Linked DNA regions of Homo sapiens: region 1 is linked to region 2. Evidence: chromatin contacts called from ENCODE Hi-C data. All regions are on one chromosome and are shown on one strand. The core of a region is the stretch at or near the end of the contact, and the rest is flanking DNA. Distances in the headings are between cores, read along the strand shown. Region 1 holds the start of DUS3L (dihydrouridine synthase 3 like). Region 2 holds the start of MLLT1 (MLLT1 super elongation complex subunit).

Region 1 (2,866 bases), core at 361-2,860, 490 kb before region 2:
CTCAGGTGGGCCCCAGCGAAGCGGCAGGTCACGCCGTAGGGGCACCGGCCGAAGGTCTCGAAGAGCACGCAGCGGGGGCCCAGGTCGGCCGGCTTGGTCTCCAGGTAGCGCCCCACGTCGTGCAGAAAGCGGCAGCGATCACCGAAGAAACACTTAGCAGCCGACTCCTGCGAGGAAACAGGGAAGCAGTGAGGGAGGACAGGGAGACCCCGGGGCAGCCCAGCAGCCAGGGTTCAAACTCTAGATCACCCCTCCTGGCTCTTGTGTCCCTGAGCAAGTCAGGCACCTCACCGTGCCTCTGCATCTCCATTTATACAATGAGAACAATGACAAGCCCTACAATGTATCCCGAGGAGAATGAAGACGGAATGGCATCAGAGCAAGCTCACTGCTCGTTGCTGAAGGCCCAGGAGCTTTCTAACAATTACCCGCTGCCAGGAAACACACCCTGCTCCTGCCTGCCCCGGCAGGAATGCTCACGTGGCCGCACTTGCCTGGATTAGGGAGGGACACAGCCTGTTCTTGTCGTAGTTCGTGGGCTTCACATGGGGCCGGCCCTTGTTTTGTCCCCGGGCCCTCTTCTGAGTCTGTAGCTGCTCCCCGGGCTCTGCTGCCTCCTCCGTCTGCCCGTCCGCCGTCTGTCCATCCTCCAGTCGGATCCGCTTAGCCTCAGGCTCAGCCAGCTCATTGCCAGCAGGGTCTCCTACCTCGGTTTCCCGGCAAGTCTTCTCCTGCCCTTTGGCTTCCAGGAATTGGTGAAACTGCTCCTTGGTGGTGAGGTATCTGCCGACAGAAAGGGAAAGGAAAACCCTCCGAACATAGTCAATAAACACTGGGGAAAGGAGGCTAGAAACACTTGCACGTCCTTAAATCCTTCTGCTGATGGGGAGCTCACTACTTAAGAACCAGCCAGCTCCCAGCCTGGGAGCCCCTCACGGCCTCAAAAAAGACCTATTTTGTCCCTGGGTCCTCACTGTCCAAAGTGTTGCGCGAAACTATTATCAGGTTCAGTCAAGAACGTCCCTGCGCACGTTAGGCTGCGAAAAACTACAATTCCCAGCATGCCTTGAAGCGGAGTCTAAGCCACCACATTTCCCAGCACGCCTTTCGGCCCTTCAAACACCGCAGGCCCCAGCACGCCCCGCGGCACTCGCTTCAACCCCAAGACCCGCCAGTAACGGCCGCTGGCAGAGCACATGCGCCGTACGTCCATATGCAGGGACTACAATCCCCAGTATGCAGCGCGGGCCTGGCCTCAAATCCCACCTGCCCTAGCATGCACGTGGTGTCCTTCGCGCATGTGACAGGCCCCAACGTGCACGATCTCAGGTACCTCCGCTGACCACCCTGCAGGCGGAAGAACGGCCCGGAATGAAGAGCCGGTGGCTTCTCGCCCTCAGCCGCTGCCTAATCTCCCGGCATGCACAGCTCGGACCGCGCTATGGGTGCCGGAAAAGGCCCTTCAGCTTCCCTCCTGCCCCGGCGACTCACTGACGCTTAATGGGCGCCACTCCTCGTTCCAAAGCTCCGGCTCCCGAGTCGCCACCACCACCATTCTCTAGAGGAGCCTCCGCCGTTCCCTCCGCCATCGGCGCCCCTCACATCCGCTCTGGAGTGTGGCGGGAAGACCTTCCGGGTCACGCGTGTCTTCCCTGATTGTGCTGGGGAAGTGCGCATGCTCATGTCGTTCCAATGACGCCATTGCTCGCTCGTGACGCCACGGGGGCGGTGCCTGCACATGGGTGGAGCCTCAGGTCCTATATAAACTAGAGCCTGGCCAATTGCGAACTGGACTGCAATCAGCTTCTGGACTGAGGAAATTTAACTGTTAGGGTGTTTTGGAGGTTTTTGTCTTTGTTGTTCTGTTGAAACGGTTTCGTTCTGTCGCCCAGGCTGGAGTGCAGCGGTACGATCACGACTCACCGCAGCCTCGTCCTGGGCTCAAGCTATCCTCCCACCTCAGCCTCCCAAGTAGCTGCGTCTACAGACATGCACCAATAGGCCTGGATAATTTTTAAATTTTTTGTAGAGACGAGGTCTTGCCAGGTTGCCCAGGCTGATCTTGAACTCTTGGGCTCAAGCGATTCTCCCACTTTGGCCTCCCAAGCATTGGGATTACAGGCGTGAGCCATGGTTCCCGGCCCCTGCTAGGGTTTTTAAAAATGTAAATTAGGGGTCGGGAGCGGTGGCTCACGCCTGTAATCCCAGCACTTTGGGAAGCCGAAGCGGGCGGATCACTTGAGGTCAGCAGTTTGAGACCAGCCTGGCCAACATGGTGAAACCCCGTCTCCACTAAAAATATAAAAAATTAGCTGGGCGTTGTGGCACATACCTGTAATCCCAGCTACTTGGGAGGCTGAGGCAGGAGAATCGCTTGAACCCGGGAGGTGGAGGTTGCAGTGAGCTGAGATCACGCCATTGCACTCCAGCCTGAGGGACAGAGCGAGACTGTCTCTAAATAAATAAATAAATAAGGCCGGGTGTGGTGGCTCACGCCTGTAATCCCAGCACTTTGGGAGGCCGAGGTGGGCACGTCAGGAGTTCGAGACCAGCCTGGCCAACATGGCGAAACCCCGTCTCTACTAAAAATACAAAAATTAGCCAGGCATGGTGATGGGCGCCTGTAATCCCAGCTACTCAGGAGGCTGACGCAGGAGAATCGCTTGAACCTGGGAGGCGGAGGTTACGGTGAGCCGAGATCGGCCGTTTCACTCCAGCCTGGGCGACAGAGCAAGACTCCATCTCAAAAAAAAAAAAAAAAAGTAAATTACACTACTTTTATGCAGGACATTAGTTTCAACAAATAATTAGTTGAGCATCTGTATGCCAGATGCTGTGCTAGATGCTGGGGGCGTGGTAGTAAACA
Region 2 (2,750 bases), core at 94-2,593:
AACCAGCCTGGGAGGGAGATCTGGACTGGGGTCAAGTGTGGGGAAGCCTAAATCAGGATCCCAGGGGCGGAGAGGGCCCAAGCTGAGGGGAACAGCAGGCCATCAGTGACTCAAAGGTCTGGGGAATCCAGGTCAGAGAAGAAACTGCTCCTGGTCCTGGTCTCAGAGCAGAGGGTCTGAAGGTGAAAGAGACAGCCCCGCCGGGTCCGAGGGAGAGTGACCAGGGCCTGAAACTAGAAGGGGGCTGAGGCGGCAGGGTGGGTCAAAGAAAGAAGTCTGAAAAAGCAAGTACAAAGAGAGGGGACACTCCAAACAGGCCTGAGTCCCTGCAGCAGAAGACCGAAGGCCAGGGTCCTAGGGAGTCAGAGGAGCTCAGGCCAGGGCTGGGGTTGGGAGAGAAAGGGATGCCCTGGCTGCAGCCGGGGCAGGATCAGACGGGAGAGAAGGCTCAGGTCCAGGTAGGGGATGGGTGGAGATAAAGCTTAGGCTGGGCCGGGGTTCAAGGAAGAGAGACGCCGCAGAGCAGGGTCCCAGGGGGCCGGGGACGCCTCATATCTGAGCTGAGGTTGAAGGGAAGACAGACAGCAGGTTGGGGACTCTGGGAGTTTGAGGCGACTCGGGGACAAGGGTCCAGACAGGAAAGGAGACAGTGACTGGCCCTGGACCTAGAGACGGAAAGGTCTACTGGGCAGATCCGAGGGGCCCCGGGAGGGGTCTGAACAGGGCCCAGATCCCAGGAAGTGCCTGGAAGGAGCTCTGGGCCAGGCTGAAGTCCCGAGAGCTGTCTTGAGGTCCCTAAGCCGGGCTGGGGTCCCCAGGGGCGTCCCAGGTGGATGCAGGTCGGACTGGCGTTCCGAGGGGTCTCCCGGGGGTCTCCGAGCCAGGCTGGGGGGTCACCAGGGGCGTCCCAAGGGGCTCCGGGCCCGGCCCGGGTCCCGAAGGGTGTCCGAGGCGCCCTGGCCGGGGTCGCGGATGGGGGAGGGGCGCCCCCGCCCCACATAAAGGCCCGAGGAGCGGCGGGCGCGCACAAAGCGGGCGGGCGGGCGCGGAGCGGGGAGGCCGGGACCGGGGAGGGCCGGGCGGGCCGGCGGGCGGGAGGGGGCCGGGCGGGCTGCGCAGGGGCGGCGCGGCCGCTCCTCACCTGATTGTCCATGGCTGGCGCCCCGCCCCGCCCCCGGGCCCCGCGTCGCTCGCCGCCGCCGCCGCCGCCGCCGCCGCTCAACGCCGCCCCGCCGCCCTCATTGTCTGTCAAGCGCCGCCGCCGCCGCCGCCGCCGCCGATCCCGGCCGCCCGCTCGCCCGCCAGCCCCGCGGAACCGGAAACCACCGCCAGCCCGGGTCGCGCACCGATCACGGGCCCCCGCCGCCGACTAGGGCCCGCCGCATCGACTGACAGCCACCTGGGCCAATCGACGGCGCGGACGGCCGCTTGTGGCGCGGGACTTCCTGCCTGGCGGGGGCCTGCCGGGCTGCGGCCGGAGGGACGAAGCCCGCAGCCAATGGGAGGCCGGGACCGGAGGGGCGGGAGGAGGGAGGGAGGGAGGCGCGAGGCGAGCCTGGCGGAGGGGAGCGCGAGGTGTGCGCCGCACGTGGAGGGGGGCGGGGGCGGGACGGGCGCGCGGCGCCTGCGCGCTGCGGCCCGCAGGGGGCGCTGCCTCGTGGCTGGAGCCTCCAGGGCGGGAGCGTCCCGGGGGCTGGAACTGAGGTTACGGGTTCGAGCCCTGTGGAGGGATCCCCCAGCCCCCCCGGTAGGGACACTTTTGTTTCCTGACCTCATGATGCTGCTATGTAATGGAACGAGCCCTGGGCTCTGGAACTGGAGATTAATTTTCTTTTCTTTTTTTTTTTTATGAGACACGTCTCGCTCTGTGGCCTAGGCTAGAGTGTACTAGCACGATCTCAGCTCACTGCAACCTCCACCTCCCAGGTTCAAGAGATTCTACTGCCTCAGCCTCCCGAGTAGCTGGGATTACAGGAGCTCGCCATTATGCCCAGCTAATTTTTGTATTTTTAGTAGAGACGGGGTTTTGCCATGTTGGCCAGGCTGGTCTCGAACTCCTGACCTCAAGTGATCCGCCTGCCTCAACCTCCCAAAGTGGAGATTAATTTTCTAATCTTGCATAATCCTTGGCAAACCTGGTCAGCCCCTTCTTCACCTTTCCCTGAGTCTCAGTTTGTGCATCTGTGAAATAGGTTGAAGAACAGTACTGTGTGATTCTTCATGCTAATTTGAATGATACAAATTTGAAATCGTGCTACATTCAAATGACCCAAGAGAGTCACATGTTTTCAGTTAGACACGAAGAATAAGTTCTGGCGATCCATCACACAGCAAGGTGACTACATAATAATGTAATTTTATATTTTAAAATTGCTAAAAGCGGCCAGATGCGGTGGCTCACGCCTGTAATCCCAACACTTTGGGAGGCTGAGGGGGGCGGATCACCTGAGGTCAGAAGTTCAAGACCAGCCTGGCCAACATGGTGAAATCCCATCTCTACTAAAAAAATACAAAAATTAGCCGGGCGTGGTGGTGTGTGCCTGTAATTCTAGCTACTCAGGAGGCTGAGGCAGGAGAATCGCCTGAACCAGGGAGGCAGAGGTTGCAGTGAGATGAGATCATGCCACTGCACTCCAGCCTGAGTGACAGAGCAAGACTCTGTCTCAAAAAAGAGAAAAAAAAGAAAAAAAATGCTAAAAGTGGATTTTGAATGTTCTCACCATAAATAATTGATAAGTATATGTGGTGAT

Evidence for each region. Hi-C counts contacts between places; a loop is a spot of excess contacts on that map. Pooled maps may share reads with other maps.
Region 1: a loop to region 2 is called in a pooled map, with 12 times the contacts of the local background. The contact joins the promoter of DUS3L here to the promoter of MLLT1 in region 2. A Hi-C loop is called at or near these places in 11 of 50 pooled maps.

Annotation. Positions count from the first base shown.
Region 1 is chr19:5,789,553-5,792,418 of GRCh38, forward strand. DUS3L (dihydrouridine synthase 3 like) reads right to left here and starts at 1,611. Exons shown (of 13, transcript NM_020175.3): 1 at 1,492-1,611; 2 at 495-783; 3 at 1-167. The coding sequence starts at 1,589. RefSeq lists an enhancer at 1,334-1,793.
Region 2 is chr19:6,278,632-6,281,381 of GRCh38, forward strand. MLLT1 (MLLT1 super elongation complex subunit) reads right to left here and starts at 1,344. Exons shown (of 12, transcript NM_005934.4): 1 at 1,142-1,344. The coding sequence starts at 1,153. RefSeq lists an enhancer at 432-511 and a silencer at 1,312-1,741.